Regions from separate parts of the Mus musculus genome. Here region 2 is linked to region 1. A link is a loop called in an ENCODE intact Hi-C map of the cell type or tissue named here. Cell type or tissue: heart. All regions are shown on one strand.

The links. Hi-C counts contacts between places; a loop is a spot of excess contacts. Peaks named below come from ENCODE experiments on the same cell type or tissue, not always from the same donor. Only the 100,000 strongest peaks of a DNase experiment are listed, where the experiment ranks them.
Region 2: it touches region 1 in a loop (3-fold over the local background); 1 of 42 quality-filtered maps calls a loop at or near these places.

The regions. Positions count from the first base shown.
Region 1 is chr1:58,579,722-58,587,721 of GRCm38, reverse strand. Fam126b (family with sequence similarity 126, member B) reads left to right here and starts at 1,389. Exons shown (of 13, transcript NM_001310598.1): 1 at 1,389-1,510. It overlaps Ndufb3 (NADH:ubiquinone oxidoreductase subunit B3), which reads right to left and starts at 1,325. Exons shown (of 3, transcript NM_025597.3): 1 at 1,052-1,325. In heart, CTCF peaks have their summits at 1,501 and 3,267 (motif pointing right); a DNase peak (open chromatin) is centred at 1,401; H3K4me3 peaks cover 2,421 bases; H3K27ac peaks cover 1,583 bases.
Region 2 is chr1:58,416,666-58,424,665 of GRCm38, reverse strand. Clk1 (CDC-like kinase 1) reads left to right here and starts at 578. Exons shown (of 13, transcript NM_001042634.2): 1 at 578-746; 2 at 2,732-2,892; 3 at 3,358-3,583; 4 at 4,455-4,545; 5 at 4,933-4,999; 6 at 7,283-7,399; 7 at 7,487-7,653. The coding sequence starts at 2,732. In heart, a CTCF peak has its summit at 3,553; DNase peaks (open chromatin) are centred at 585, 1,055 and 1,575; H3K4me3 peaks cover 2,693 bases; H3K27ac peaks cover 1,616 bases.

The DNA of each region.
Region 1 (8,000 bases):
TTGGTATGTAGCCAGGGAAACTTTGAACTCTTACTCCTTCTGTCTCTGTCTCCCAACTGCCAGGAGTACAAGCCTGTGCATCATGCTGGGCTCCTATTTTTAAGAGTATTTCTTTAAAGTCATGTGTGGTGTGTGTGTGTGTGTGGATGTTCATGCAGAGGTCAGAGGGCAACCTAATCCAACTGGTTCTCTCCTCTTCCACAGAATGAGCGAGTTCTACTGCACTGAGGGCTCAACAACAGGAAATTATTTCACCTTTAGAACTGTCCGTTTAAGAACAGAAAAAAAAAAGGATTCAACCATGAATGAACACATAATTATGGAAAATTTAAATGCTATCTGCCTATGTCAGAAGTGAACTCAAAAGTTTGGTGATGATCAACCTTCACTAACGATGGCTTGTTCTATCTAGCACTGGGGAAATGTTGACTTGCTTTCCCTAAGGAAGAAGAATGTTACATCCATTACATATAATTTTACAGTTTATCAGGGATTTTCAAGGGTGTATCTCAAATTTCCCTCATTTAAAAACTGAGATGACCATTAAAATATGGGAAAATACAAATGAACTGCTATTACTTTAGTATCCAATCCTTAATCCTAGGATTATGCAGTAGTCTTGATTTTGTGACTTGCTCTTTTTCACTTAAGCACTGTGTCGTAAACACTTATATTTGGGAAACCGTACTTAAAATACAAGCTTGTGAAGCAACCGTTGCAATTATTTCTTCTAGTTTTAAGTATTTTCGGGTCTGAGCTGTTCTTTACCCTATTCAAATACAACCCAAAAAGCCAGGAGGCGAGGAGTACATTGCATCTGGTAGCGGCGGTTTAAAACATCTCTGGGATTTAACAACCATCGTAATTCTCAAGACATCCTTCATCCGCCTCAACACAGCCCAGCAAGAACCTTGCAGCGGCGCTCCCTAGCTAGATCCCGGATCTTCTCCCGGTCTTATCGGATCCCTTCAGCCCTCTCCACTTCTGCATTCCCTGGATAAAGTTTAGATTATGCGTAATCCAGAAGTCTCCCACCAGCTCCCTAAATTACCTGACAGCAATCTGACCTCCCGGGACACTCAATATTCAACCTTACAGCCGGAGACAACCGGAAACGGACGTTGTTTCCTCTAGTTTCTTACGACAGGAAAATGGGGGAGATGGTAAACGTTCCGGTACTGGCGCAAGGCTCCCAGACAACGTAGAGATGACATGAAGGAGCCTGGAAGTAGAGATTATTTCCCACACTTTGCAGCTGGAGTCTGCTTGAGGTAGAAGATATTGAGGAGAAGGACGATAAAGCCGTGTTTGTCTTGCTCCAGGACGGAATCTTTAGGCGGAGCACCGAGAGGCGGGCCAAAGTCATAGCGCAGCCAATGAGAGCGGTTGTTATTAAGCGCGTGGGCCCACTCAATGAGAAGGCTGGTTGTTATGCTGCAGTTGGCAGGCTGCTGCGGGAGGCGGTGGCGGTGGCGGTGGCGGTAGGAAGCCTGAGGCTGCGGGGTGACAGGTAGGCGGCGGTGCTGTCTTGGGGGGGTTGCGGGGGGGGGGGCGCACGGTGCCGGGTGAAGAGGAATTTCTCCTCCGGCTTCGGACGCCGTAGTCGGGAGCTGACGAAGGTGAAGTGGGAAGGCAGCAGGACTGTTGGATCCGAAGCCCTGCAGACCTGGGAGCAAGCTCGGGAGGGTCGTGAGGAGAAGGCGTCTGCCGAGGCGGCTTGGGGATGAGTGTTGTGGGGCAACTTGGGGCCCTAGCAAGGGCGTTAGGGTGTCGGTGGCGCGGGCTGAGGCGGGAAGGAGGCGGGAGCAAGACACAGGTAGTGAGGGCTGAAGGGATGTCTTGCAAGAAGCCTCAGGTAAGAGAAGGACGTGGTATTGCAGACACCTGCGTGAAATCCTAGGTGTTCTTAGGGCCGTTTGCTGGGATGGGGAGAGGTGCGGAGAAGAAAGATATTTATTGGTGGTCAGCTCTAGAAATTGGTGGTTGTACATTATGTAACCCATGGCAGTTATTTTTCCAAGTAACTCGACTGACCCTGGTAGAAGAAGAGCTCTGCAACCCATTGATGTATCTGAGCACTTTGTTCTTGTTGGCTCCAGCGTTCTCTCTACCGAGGCAGGGTCTGTAGGAGGAGGACAGCGTGAAGGCAAGAGTAGTCACGAAGCGCTTATCCCAAATATGGACTTTGGTTGCGAGACAACACGATGTTAGCTTTAGAGGAATGTTGTCAGATTCGTGTTTTGTAGTACAGGAATTTGCTTTGCGGCTTTAACCTTCAGAAAAGTGGAGAGCCTTTTAAATCTATAGACGAAGATAAATGTAGATTAGAAAATGAACAGTAAATTGGTAGACAACTCGCCCCCAGTGTTAAGGACTGTGAAAATAAGTTGGGAATCTTAGCAGAGGAGTGTCAACTTTTAAGTGATTTCCCTTGTTAAGTCTAGGAAGCTAGTTGTGAGTTATGCCTTAGGCTTAAAAAAATAAGTTCGTTGAATGTCATGGACATAGATAAAATTTATGTACAAATTTAAAACTATTTTGTTTTGAAAAGTCTTTTAAATCCACGGTTTGAATGGTGAAATACAGTCCTAAACAAATCCCTGTCGGCGAATATTGTGGAAGGGCACTTTTATAACTCATTGGAAAAATATCTTTAAAAAGTAGCACTATAAATTATTAAAATGTAAGAGGCCTGAGATGCTGCCGTCAAGTTAGACGATGAGGACAAATGTATCCAGGAAGTATATTGTCTTTCTGGGCTTGTTATTTAACTACATGTTAGAAAAACTTTCTAAGATGTAATCTTTTTCTACTATTGATCATTTATACATAAATATTTATACATATACATAACATAAACATACATATACATAAACATTTATGCATATACATATAAAGCTAGAATTTTTCTCTCAAAATATTGTTTGAGTAGAAATGGGTCATTAGTATTTGTTTTGAAATGTCCAGCACACTGAGGTATTTGTCAGTGCTTTAAATAAAAAAATTTAAATGATACTGGTGTTTTATTGCTTGTCTTTTATCTTTTTACAAGAATAATGGTATTTTGGTCACAAAGAAAGCTTACATTTTGCTTTAGGTGAAATTCTATAGTGCTTTACATACAAAAAATACGGTGTTTACATATTGAAAACAAATATTTGCCTTTAGGTAGTTTGATTTAAGAGAGAGCATGTGTGTTTCTGTGTCTCTCTTATGTAACCAGCCCACTCTGTTTGAGAGAACTAATGGTTGATTTTCAGTGGCCAGTAGGTGTCATTGTAGAATGCCATAAATTGAACACTTGAGTAGGGAATTACCAAAGAGTTTAAAAAACAGTCCCAAATTGGCTTCTAATAGGATCTGGATGATTATTTATAAATCATAGAGATTCTGTCTTTTGAAAGATTTCAGTGTCAAAACTATTTGTAAGTGATTTGACACACTAATTGTAAGGAAATATTTTTGCTTGTTTCAAAATGGTTCTTGAATGTTTTGCTTCTTAATATAATCTTTAATCAATCTCTCTCTCTCTCCCCCTCCCCTCCCCTCCCCTCCCCCCCCTCCTCCCCCCTCCTCTTTCTCTCCAGACAGTCACTATGTAGAGTGGGCTGTCCTTGAATTCATAGATATCCACGCACCTTGCCTCCTGAGTACTGGTGCACCACCACAGCCAGTCCTTAAAGTCTTTCTTAATAGCTAGTATTGATTTGTTTCACTGCTGGTAGTTCACAATTTTTACTTCTTATTGTAATATATTAAGGTCTAGAATGATTTTCAGTCTGACTGAGCTTTATTATAGAAAAAAAAGTACTACATAGTTAAAGTTAACTGCTTTCCATGAAACATTTTTTTTAAATGATATGGGCAGAAACCTCAACCAAGTTGTACTGTCAACAAAAATAATATTTTGTTGTTCTTTTAATGCCAGAACAGATTGTGTGTGTGTGTGTGTGTGTGCGTGCTTCATTGCTTGTTGCTTTTCCCCGCCTCCGGAATATTTTCCCCTATATATTTCTGTAGACTATATACTTTTCTCACTATAGGAACTGAATATTTCTTAGTGTCTAAAATGTAGTATAGTGGATTCCAGTGAGGGCTGGCACAGAAATCTATGAAGGTGGTTTACACCTACTGTAATGGAGCTCATTGCTGCCACAGTCTTCTGATGAGCTTGTCCTTTTTCTAGGTCTGTTCCTTATGCTTGCCATAATATAATTGTTTTTAAAAGGAGGGGGCTTTGAGGGGTTAGGGAGATGGCTTAGCAGGTATAGCACCTGCTATGCAAGAATTTGGATCCCCAGGACCAACATATATGCCAGATGGGCATTGATGGCCATTCCATAATCCCAGCACTTAGCGAGGCAGAGTTGGGGACCCACCGGTGCAAGCTGACGAGTTGGCCTAGTCACATTGGCAAGCTTTGGATTCAGCTGAACATACCTCAGTGTATATAAAAGTGCAGAGTGCATGAGGAAGACACCGAATCAACCTCTGGCCTTTATATAATATACACCTGCACATATGTTCACCCCTACACAGCAGCCACACCACGTGCACACAACCACACATGCACACTACTGATGAAAGAGTTGGATCTAATTTTGAGATTCCTCTATGCAGAAAGAGATTTTAAAATAGTCCAGGAAGCTTTTTAGTTCGTAAAAAAGGACACACAGAGATATTTTTTTATCTGAACTTCGCTTTAATCTTAAAGGTGGAATGTGAAGGAGGTAGGTGCGTTTGGAGGGAGGACCCTGAATGACTTGCTTTACATCTGAACTTCACTTTAGAACCTTTGATCTAACTCAGCTCCTGTCACTTGAGGGTGTGAGCCAGTAACAGCAGCTTTAGCTGAGTGAACCAGCTGCCAAATCTACCAGGATTTTATAGCTCAATAAACTGTTTGTATTTAATGTCATAGCTAGAGTAGTTTTCTAGCCAGAAGTTGAAGTTGCCAAAAATAAAAATGTGCTGAATGTTTTGGTTTGAATTAGTTTCTTCTTGGCAGTTAACCACTTTCCATAAGTCAAGCAATTTCTTTTTACAAATTAGTCCTATACTAATTAATTAAAAGATATTTATTTATTCATCTTATTTTTCTCATGTGTCAGAAAGCTATATTGTCTTAGAGTTAAATGAAAATTTAGAAATAAGAATTTCAAGTTTAGCTGGCTGGTGGTGGCACACACATTTAATCCCAGCACTTGGGAGGCAGAAGCAGGCTGATCTTTCTGAATTCTAGGACAGCTAGGGCTATACAGAGAAACGCTGTCTTGATTAAATAATTTTCAATAAAACATTGATATATAGGTATTCACTCAATGATATGTAGTAAACTTAGAATTGCAAATCTTTTGACCTTGACCTAGGTCAAGTTTAGAAACTTAAGTACTTTAAGCCTAATGTTTAGAGATTTGGCTGTTTTGAGACACATATTAGAAAAACTAAATAGGAATGAGTATAAATCCAAATGTGTAATATTTTAAATGGTATGATTTAATTATTTATAAAGCTGTAATGTTTAGGTTTGAGGATTAGCTGCCAAAATAATAGTTATATATTGTGGTAAAAGGCACTGATATAGAATGGTAAAGATGGGTCACCAGGTAGTCATTTTGCTGTAGAGTAACTGTAACCATCAAAAAATATATGCCATTGTCCATCACATGAGTGGCTGACTTTTTTATTTCTCTCTCTCTCTTCTTTTTTCCCTTTTCCTTTTTTTTTTTTTTTTTTTTTTTTTTGATATGTATCACTGTGTGGCTCTGGCTGGCTTATGAATTCATAAATATCCTGCCCTTTCCAAAGTTGGCATAACAGGTGTCACTGCCATACATGGCTATATTTTCTCTCTTATCATCTTATTAATGTACTGAAGCTAGACTCCTGATGTTATCTTTCTTGTTTGCTTTTGCTTTTGGGTTAGCTTCACTATTAGTCCAAGCTGGATTTATCTCTGCTTTCTGAATGATGGGATTACAAGTGTGCTTCTATCTAGCTCTGTAATGTTTCCTTTAACGTTTTATTAACGGGACCAGAAATGTAGCCTAGTCAGTAGAATGTTTGGCTGGATTCAATTCCTAGTACATCATAAACCAGACATGGTTGCATACACCTATGAACTCAGAGTTTAGTTACATAGGTTTGAAGTCATCCTAGGTTACATGAGACCCTGTTACCTCTTATTGAAGAAATCCTTGGTTCTTTTTAAAAATGATTTGTGCTGGACAGTGATGGTGCAAGCCTTTGATCCCAGCACTCAGGAGGCAGAGGCAGGTGGATTTCTGAGTTCTGGTCTATAGAGTGAGTTTCAGGACAGGCAGGACTACACAGAGAGAAACCATGTCAAACCAAAACAGAAAAACAAAACAAAACAACAACAACCCTGATTTACTACTTTGTGTGCACATGTGCTTTTTATAGGGGAAGCGTATGGTTGAAGGACAACTTTGAAGTTCTTTTCTTCCATTGTGGGCCCTAGGGGATTAAACTCAAGCTTACATGGAAAGCACTTTTTATCCTCTGAGCCATTTCATTGGCCAGAAGTCATTGGTTCTATTGGCCTTTTCTTCTGTTTTATCATTTACTTAGTTTTGTTTGGAGTAAGGATCTCATGTCCTAAATACTGGTCTAAGTATTTCATTTATTTAGTGTGTATTTGTATATTGATACATGTGGGCTCACATATAGCACATGTGTAGAGGTGAAGGGCCAATTTTGGCAAGTTGGCTCTCTCCTTTTACCATGTGGGTTCTGAGGATTGAACTCAGTTTGTTAGACTTAATAGTTAGTACCTTCACCTACTGAACTATCTCACCTGCCCCATTTTCATTTTTCAATCAACACATAGTTATATGAATTTATGGGGTACTATATGATACACACACACACACACACACACACACACACACTACACATAAATAACATTCAAATCAGGGTGACCTTTTTCAACTCCTCAGATATTTGTCTTTTGTATAAAATGATGAGAACAAGAGGCAGGCGAATTTCTAAGTTGGAGGCCAGCCTGGTCTACAAAGTGAGTTCCAGGGCAGTCAGGGCTACACAGAGAAACCCTGTCTTGAAAAATTAAAAAAAAAAAAAAAAAGGTGAGAACATTCAAAACCCTAGCATTTTTTTGAAATATGGATAATTGCAGTTATCTGTACTCATCTCACTATGAACAGAACATCAGAATTTTTGCACTTTATTAACAGTATCTATTAACTAACTTACTCCTATCCCTTCCTCCTACATTCCCAACCTCTTGTAACCACTGCTTTACTCTTTACTTCTATGAGATCTAATTTTAAAGATTGTATATATGAATGGGATCATGTGATATTTGTCTTCCTGATACTAACATTTACAATGATGTACTACAGGTTTGTCCGTGTTGTCACTGATGACAAGATTCCATCCTTGAACACAATAAAACTTGGTCTGTGTGTGTGTGTGTGTGTGTGTGTGTGTATCACATCACGAGCTTTATTCATTCAGCAGTTAGTGGACAGTTATTTTTTAGCTATTGTGAATTGTACTACAATGAACATGGGATATCAGTGTCTCTTAATACTGATTTCTATTCCTTTGGATTTATACCCAGTATTGAAGTTTATTAGATTGTCAGATGTCTTCTTTTATGATTAAAGACAGTGAAACACTGCATATTTGTGTTTTATACTATCGGGTTATGCAATCCTTTTTGTAGGTCTGGAGTAAGCCACAGAGGGACCAGGTTATGTTCCATTTTCTTTAAGAATATAAAACAGTCTAGAGGCTAGGGATGTAGTTTGTCAGTAGTGCATTATAGACATGTGTGCTGAAGAGCCCTAGGTCAGTGTGAACAATGTGAGTAGAGAATTTCCATTAATGACTTAATCTCTGTAAGAATTTATGAAAAGTTTTGCTAAGACATCAAGTAAGAACTTAAAAGCATGGGGCTGGCAAGATGACTGTGGATGAAGGCTCTCAACTCCAAGCCTGATGACCTGAGCTCAGTC
Region 2 (8,000 bases), 160 kb after region 1:
AAGGCTGGGGGAAGCTACTATGGGGGGGGGGGGGGCATCCTCAAAGTCTTCAAGACTACTTACTAATCTGTCTATTTACACTATTCCGCTCCTGTTCCACCATTTCTAACTTTTTGTTTTGTTTGGTTTGGTTTGGTTTTCGAGACAGGGTTTCTCTGTATATATAGCCCTGGCTGTCCTGGAACTCACTTTGTAGACCAGGCTGGCCTCGAACTCAGAAATCCGCCTGTCTCTGCCTCCCAAGTGCTGGGATTAAAGGCGTGTGCCACCATGCTCATTTCTAACATTTTTGGCGTCAGTGCATGTCATACCCAACCACTAAAAACTAGTTTAAGACAGGTCAACATAACTGTAGTCACTGAGTTACTAACCAGAGATACTTTGTTGGTGTAGTTTAAAAGGTTGCAGTCAGGAGGGAAGAGAAAAAGGAGAGAGGGAGAGCGAGCGTGGATTATACTATTACTGTAACCTGTAGTGTCTAAGTATCCTCAAGAAGCCACAGCAAGGACAGTCAGGACCAAGTCCTTCCATCCCTCGCCCATTTGGGCAGCGGGCCCGCGCCTGCGCACTCAGGACCGGTATAGGCCCCGCCCATCTACGTCACCAGTTTTTCCGAGAAGAAGCTCGCACTGCGTCTGTCCGCACCATTTTGTGTTGGGAGATCGTCGTAATCGTTTGCAGACTTCTCGCCGTCGCCTTGTAAGCTTTGTCTTCGCCTTGCAAGCTTTGTCTTCAGGGTTGGAAAGGTAAGACGCGGTGTCTGTCAGGGCCTTTCCTTGTATCTTCCCGCCGCCTCCAAGGACCCCGCTGCGGCTCTTCACGGCGGAGCCACGCGAAGGGGCTCTGTGCCCCGGCTGCGGAGCTCTGGCCGCTGGCTTCTGCGTAGGCGGGGACGATGCCCGCAGGCTCCGCGTCCCGAGGAGGGCCGGCCGACTGCAAGAGCCCGAGCTGCCGCGGCGGGACCTAAGATGGCGGTAGGGGGAAGGCCGCGCTCGTCCTTCGCCATGGCGGCGCCAGGGCGCGGCCTTCGCTTGGACTCGGTCGGTCCTGGTTTTGCTCTCGGCGGTGGCACGGCGCAGGTTTTGGTGCTGTTTTTCTTTATATTTGAAGCGAAAGGTCTTGGTAACCAGGCCGGCCCCACACGCTGCGGTCGCTGATCTTGTTAGAGATGGGCGCTGCGGGGACAGCGTCACAGCAGGCTGTCACCTCAGTTCTGTGTAGTTTCCGCCTTCGACGAAGAAAAGAATTTCAGAGGCGGTCGATAGATAGCGAAGTCGAGCATAATGAAAACGAGGCACACCGGGACAGCGCTTGTGAGAGCGAGGAACAAGTGATTTTTAAGAAGGTTTAGGATTTACTTAGGTTTTGTAACATTAAAACTCAAGACGGCCGGGCTGTACTGCCTGTCGCTCGCCTTTTAATCCCCTTTGAGCCTGTCTCAAAAAAAAAAAAGTTATAGAAAATTTCCTTTGTAAACAAAGTTGTAACGGGGGAGTTGTTTACCTTTAGGAAACAGGAGGGGAACACCCTAAGATTGTACGTCACTTCCGCTCTGAACAGCTTTATTTTCAACATCATGGCCTGTCCTGTACAGTTAAGTAGAGTGGCTTTATTGGTGGAGCCCGAATTTTGTTGACTCGGCATAAAAGGCGCGCCTGTTACCTTCTCAGGCTTTCCTCCCATATTTTCATAATTTTCCCAGTCTCCCTCTGCTAGCAGTAAGAGTGTCAGCGGGGACCGTGGGCATTTACTTGACGGTGAATTGGGAATTGAGGTCATCTGCTGAGCAGCTTTTTTTTTTTTTTTTTTTTTTTTTTAATAGCTGTAAACAAACACTTCATAACATCCAAACTGGTATTTTACCAAAAACAAACAAAACACTTTGGGGGCGGGGGCTGTTCCAGACAGGGTTTCTCTGTATAGCTCTGGCTGTCCTGGAACTCATTTTATAGACCAGGCTGGCCTCTTACTCAGAAGTCCGCCTGCCTCTGCCTCCCGAGTGCTGAGATTAAAGGTGTGCACCACCACGCCCAGTTAAAAAAAAACTTCTTAATTAGGGTCACTTGTGGTTACGTTGGTCGGAGACTTGGTTTGGGTAGAAATTGAACCTTGTGAACCTGTAAGTTGAACTTCTGAAAGAGCTGTCATACATTTTTCTTAAGTTTTAACCTTTTTCACTTAAGGTTTTAAACCTTTTTCACTTAATATGAATTTGGGCATTGTGAAAACAAGGTGAAAAAAAATCTGGCCGGGCATGGTGGCGCACACCTTTAATCTCAGCATTTGGGAGGCAGAGGCAGGTGGATTTCTGAGTTTGAGGTCAGCCTGGTCTACAAAGTGAGTTCCAGGACAGCCAGGGCTACACAGAGAAACCCTGTCTCGAAAAACCAAAAAAAAAAAAAAAAAAAATCTGTGAATAAAGTTTACATTGCAGAATCTGAGGCAATGCAATAATTTTTATGATTGCAGACAGTTGACTAAAATTTTAGAACTTTGATTTTAAACAAAACGTTAATGCTGGGGGTCACATGCATTTTATCCCAGTACTCCAGAGGCAAGAGGCAGGTGGCTCTTTGAATTCAAGGGCAACTTGGTGCACATAGTTAGAGCTACTCTATATTGAGGCTGTCTGGGGAGGGGAAAGATGGAAACTAATGGGAGTTTGCAAAGAAACATTTACTACTGAACATCACAGAACTACAGTTTAACTGGTAAAATTTGTCTTTCATAGATGAGACATTCAAAGAGAACTTACTGTCCTGACTGGGATGAAAGAGACTGGGATTATGGAACATGGAGAAGCAGCAGCAGTCACAAAAGAAAGAAGAGATCACATAGCAGCGCCCGTGAGCAAAAGCGCTGCAGGTACGATCACTCCAAAACGACAGACAGGTAAGAAAGGCGGTTATGGGCTGGGAAGATAGCTTAGCTGGTACTTAAGCTTGGCAGAGGACAGTTTGGCTCCCAACACTTCAGACACACTACCACTAACCTGTAACTCAGCTCCAGAGGACCTGATGCCCTTTTCTGGCACTCCTTAGTATACTACCTATACACACACACACACACACACACAATTAAAAATTCATCTTTACAAGGCATATAAAGTACTGCAATATAAAAGTAGATTTATACTGGGAGAGTAGCTCAGATATAGAACGTTTGCCTACCGTGTATAAAATCCTGGGGGCCATATATAATGATATACTTAGAATTGCTTAACTGCATAATCTGGAGATTTGTGGAAGGACTGTAGTCCAGTGGTAAAATGCCTATCTTGGTCAAACGTGTTGAGTTCAGTTCTCTACATTGCAATTGTTTGGTGTAGCTGTAAAACAAACTTTTTTTCTCCTCTAGCTATTATCTGGAAAGCAGATCCATAAATGAGAAAGCTTATCATAGTCGACGCTATGTTGATGAATACAGGAATGACTACATGGGCTACGAGCCAGGGCATCCCTATGGAGAACCTGGAAGCAGATACCAGATGCATAGTAGCAAGTCCTCTGGTAGGAGTGGAAGAAGCAGTTACAAAAGTAAACACAGGAGTCGCCACCACACTTCGCAGCACCATTCACACGGGGTATGAGTGCCTTTTAAACGTTCTGAAAGGTTTTATTTCCCATGGAGAACAGGAAACAGTTTTGTGTTTGAGAAAATTTCAAGATAAAAGTCATCACAACTCTACCTTGCAGGAGTATTCTTTTAGTATTTGTGTATTACATAAGAAATTCATGAAAATAGTGATATTTAGTTCTGTAATGATAGGAAAGATTGTCTTAATGCTATTCCAAGAAATACTATTTTGATAAATTGTCAGTTTGTTCCAAGGAATTAGGTATTTTTGTGTTAGGGTTAGTTATGACTTATTAACATGTGTAAATTTTTTTCCTCATTAAGTTACAGATTTGAAGTTAGTGTTTTCATGTATTAATTTGGAAATCTATCAGATAACATTTTAAATGTTATAGTGTTATATACCTTTTTTTTCCCTTCCCAAATTAGGGCTATCATTTTATTTACTATTTTAATATATATTTTCTTTATTAGTTAGGCCAAATCTTAATTTGGCCACAGGGTACTAAAGTAAATACTACATTCTACAGTTTTGTAGTATGAATTTAGGACACTATGTTTGAGTGAATGCCACAGATAAGTTTTGTTTTGTTTTTTAAGAAGAAAAGCAAATGTGTTTATGTTTTGTTGACTTACCACTTTGAGTATCTTATCTGAAAATCTGTTCCTTGCCATGTTTTTCTCCTGTTAACATAAACTATGTGCCCTGTGAATTTCTGGGGACTGAATTTGAAATTGCTCCTGCCAACCGTTTGTGGCCTGGCGTGTATCTGAATATCTCCCCGCTGAATGAATTTCGTATTCTGCCCTGAATTCACTCGGGTGTATTGATTGGCTGGATGATGTTGGTGCTGGTGCCGCCCACTTGACGTGTCCAGAAGAGTCACCGAAGGAAAAGATCGAGGAGTGTAGAGGATGATGAGGAGGGTCACCTGATCTGTCAGAGTGGAGACGTACTAAGTGCAAGATGTATAGAATATTTTTCAACACTTATTTACTTTTCAGATAACATAATCTATATGTATATATAGATTAAAGTTTCAGGGATTTGGAAATCTTTTTCTTTCTTTTTTTTCTTTTTTTTTTTGCTTTCATTTCTTTTGGTGGGAGGGGATTGTCTTTGCTTTCTTTGAAGTTTTAATATTAAATTCCACAGCAGTAAATCAAGTTAATGAAATTAGTCTGAGAATGAAATTAGATCTAAGAATAGTTGTATGTTTTTTGGATGGTGTTGGCTGATAAGTAATTAATGATAAGGAAATTTGCAGCATCACCTAGAATAATCTGCATTGATAATACTTATAAGTACATTGTTCTCATTTCCTGTTATGAATAATAATTATTCCTCTTTTTTAGATGAAATTGTTGATACTTTAGGTGAAGGTGCTTTCGGAAAAGTGGTGGAATGCATCGATCATAAAGTGTAAGTTTCCCTATTTTTTTCTTTTTTTGGTTTTTCAAAACAGTTTATTTGTGTAACATCCCTGCTTGTCTTGGAACTCACTTTGTAGACCGACCAGCCTGGCCTAGTGCTCAGATTGACCTGCCTCTGCTTCTAGAATGCTTTGGAATGTTTTTGAGACAGCGTCTAACTTTGCAGGCCTGGAGCTCTCACAGAGATCTACTTGCCTCTTTGAGTGTTGGGATCAAAGGTGTACAACATCGAACCTGGCCTCTTGGTTTTTTGTTTGTTTGTTTGGTTTTGGTTTTTTGAGACAGGGTTTCTCTGTGTAGCCGTGGCTGTCCTGGAACTCACTCTGTAGATCAGGCTGGCTTCACTCTTGTATTTTTTTAAACAAAACCAACTAAATAGTATTTGCAGCTTCCTGGCTGGAGAAGGGACAGAGAGTTTTAATTCCTAGCACCAATGAGTATGAGACTTGTTTTTTCTTTTTTCTTTTTTGGTTTTTCGAGACAGGGTTTCTCTGTGTAGCTCTGGCTGTCCTGGAACTCAATTTGTAGACCAGGCTGGCCTCGAACTCAGAAATTCGCCTGCCTCTGCCTCCCAAGTGCTGGGATTAAAGGCGTGCGCCATCACGCCCGGCTGTTTTTCATTAGATGAATTGTCATGACAGAGCTGGGTGTCATAGGTGTGATTATTCGGGTCCATCAAGCTTCATTAGTGCTTTTCACACCACTCAACCCATGTTGGTGATCAGACCTAGGGATTCAACATGCTAATGACAGTGATTTTTATTTCTAATTGTGTGTGCACTCATGCATAGGAGTACAGAGGCCAGAAGAATGTGTCCAGGATGCAGGTGGTTGTGAGTTGGGCTGCCTGGTGCAGATACTGGGAGTTGAATTCTGGACTTCTGTAAGACCAGTACATGGCTGTTTTTGTGTTTTCTCTGTATCTTTATTTTTTATACTTTGGAATAAATGAAACTTTTTTGAGGGACTTGCTGGGGACCTGCCAGTAGTCTACTAAGGGCATGAAAACTTTTAATACAGTTTAAAGCTTAGGCCTTTAGCAGAGGCAGTCTCCCAGCTGCTCTTTACTTTGTTTCTTCTGGTTTTTCCAGACAGGGTTTCTCTGTAGCCCTGGCTGTCCTGGAACTCAATTTGTAGACCAGGCTGGCCTCGAACTCAGAAATCCTCCTGCCTCTGCCTGTCAAGTGCTGGTATTAAAGGCATGTGCCACCACTGCCAGGCTCAGCTGCTCTTTACTTAACCTGACTATTCTAGCACTTGTCCTGCCAGCAGGCTATCTGTTTACCTACCTATTCTGTTCCCTTCAGTGTCCTTTACAATTCTGCTTTTGAGTCTCAAACCTCTCTGGCTGCTCTGCCTTGGTACTTCTTGCCCTAGCTATTGGCAGTCAGTTCTTTATTACAGTTAGCAGGGAGACAGCACGTGATACATCTCTTAGATTGGTGATACATCTCTTAGATTGCCTTTAGGCAGGTAAGGAAGGACAAAGGTTACAAATTGAAAACCCAGTGATGAGAAAACCTGGTGATGAGCCATAGAGATGACAGTACCAAAATTCTGCCAGCATTGAGCTCTGTGCCAGTACAGAATTAACAGTTGAAAATACAAACACCTTAATACTATAAATACTTGTATGTGTTTAGTTCTGGGAAAAGTCCATGGGACCTTGTTCATCTAAAGCAACCACTTTGATCAGCTATACATTTTCTGCCCCAAGAGTAGCAAAAACTTTCTAAATGAGTTGAGTTGAGACCTAGCACCAACTTTTCTGATAACCTGGAACAAAGATTTGAGATAGTATTTGACACAGTGGTGGGCAATATAGGAAACAAACTGCATTTGTTTTGAGTCTTAGAAAACAGGTTGAGGGGTTGGAGAGATGGCTCAAGTGGTTAAGAGAACGGACTGCTCCTGAGTTCAAATTCCAACAACCACATGGTGGTTCACACCATCTGTAATGAGATCTGACGCCCTCTTTTGGTACTTAGATATAATAATAAATCTTTTTTAAAAAAAGAAGACAGATTGAGATAGTGTTTTTTTTTTTTTTTTGGGTTTTTTTTTTTTTTTGGTTTTTTTTTTTTTTTTGGTTTTTCGAGACAGGGTTTCTCTGTATAGCCCTGGCTATCCTGGAGCTCACTTTGTAGACCAGGCTGGCCTCGAACTCAGAAATCCGCCTGCCTCCACCTCCCTAGTGCTGAGATTAAAGGTGTGCACCACCACTGCCTGGCATCTATCACCTTTTAAAACTTACTTTTATTTTCTTTAACAGGGGAGGTAGACGTGTAGCAGTAAAAATAGTTAAAAATGTGGATAGATACTGTGAAGCTGCTCAATCGGAAATACAAGTTTTGGAACACTTGAATACAACAGACCCCCATAGTACTTTGTAAGTATCACATTAAAACTTGAAATAGAGAGGTTTGAATTGTAAGCCCTATTATTGAGTTGTTTTGTTTTTTTAACGTGTTTATAGCCGTTGTGTCCAGATGTTGGAGTGGTTTGAGCATCGAGGTCACATTTGCATTGTGTTTGAACTTCTGGGGCTTAGTACTTATGATTTCATTAAGGAAAACAGTTTTCTGCCGTTTCGAATGGATCATATCAGGAAGATGGCATATCAAATATGCAAATCTGTAAACTGTAAGTTCTTGATATTTCTTGTAAAATTTGAGTTTGAGACTAATGTCAGACTAATTTGGATCTTTAAAAAAAAGAATCTGGTGGGACTCTAGGGACTCTAGCTCAGTGACAGAAATGAGGCCTTTTTGTTCTGTCCCCATGACTACAGAAGACTAGAAGATGAGATCTACTGTGGGATTTAAAAGCCTAGCCTGAGAGTATATACAGACTAATTGGGGGATTGGATGCTGATTAAGTTAGCAAGCTTGTTAAGAGTGGTTTAAAAGGTCAGGGGATGGTAGACACCTTTAACTCCCCAGCATTTCCAAGGCAGAGGCAGGCGGATCTCTGAGTTCAAGGCTAGCAGG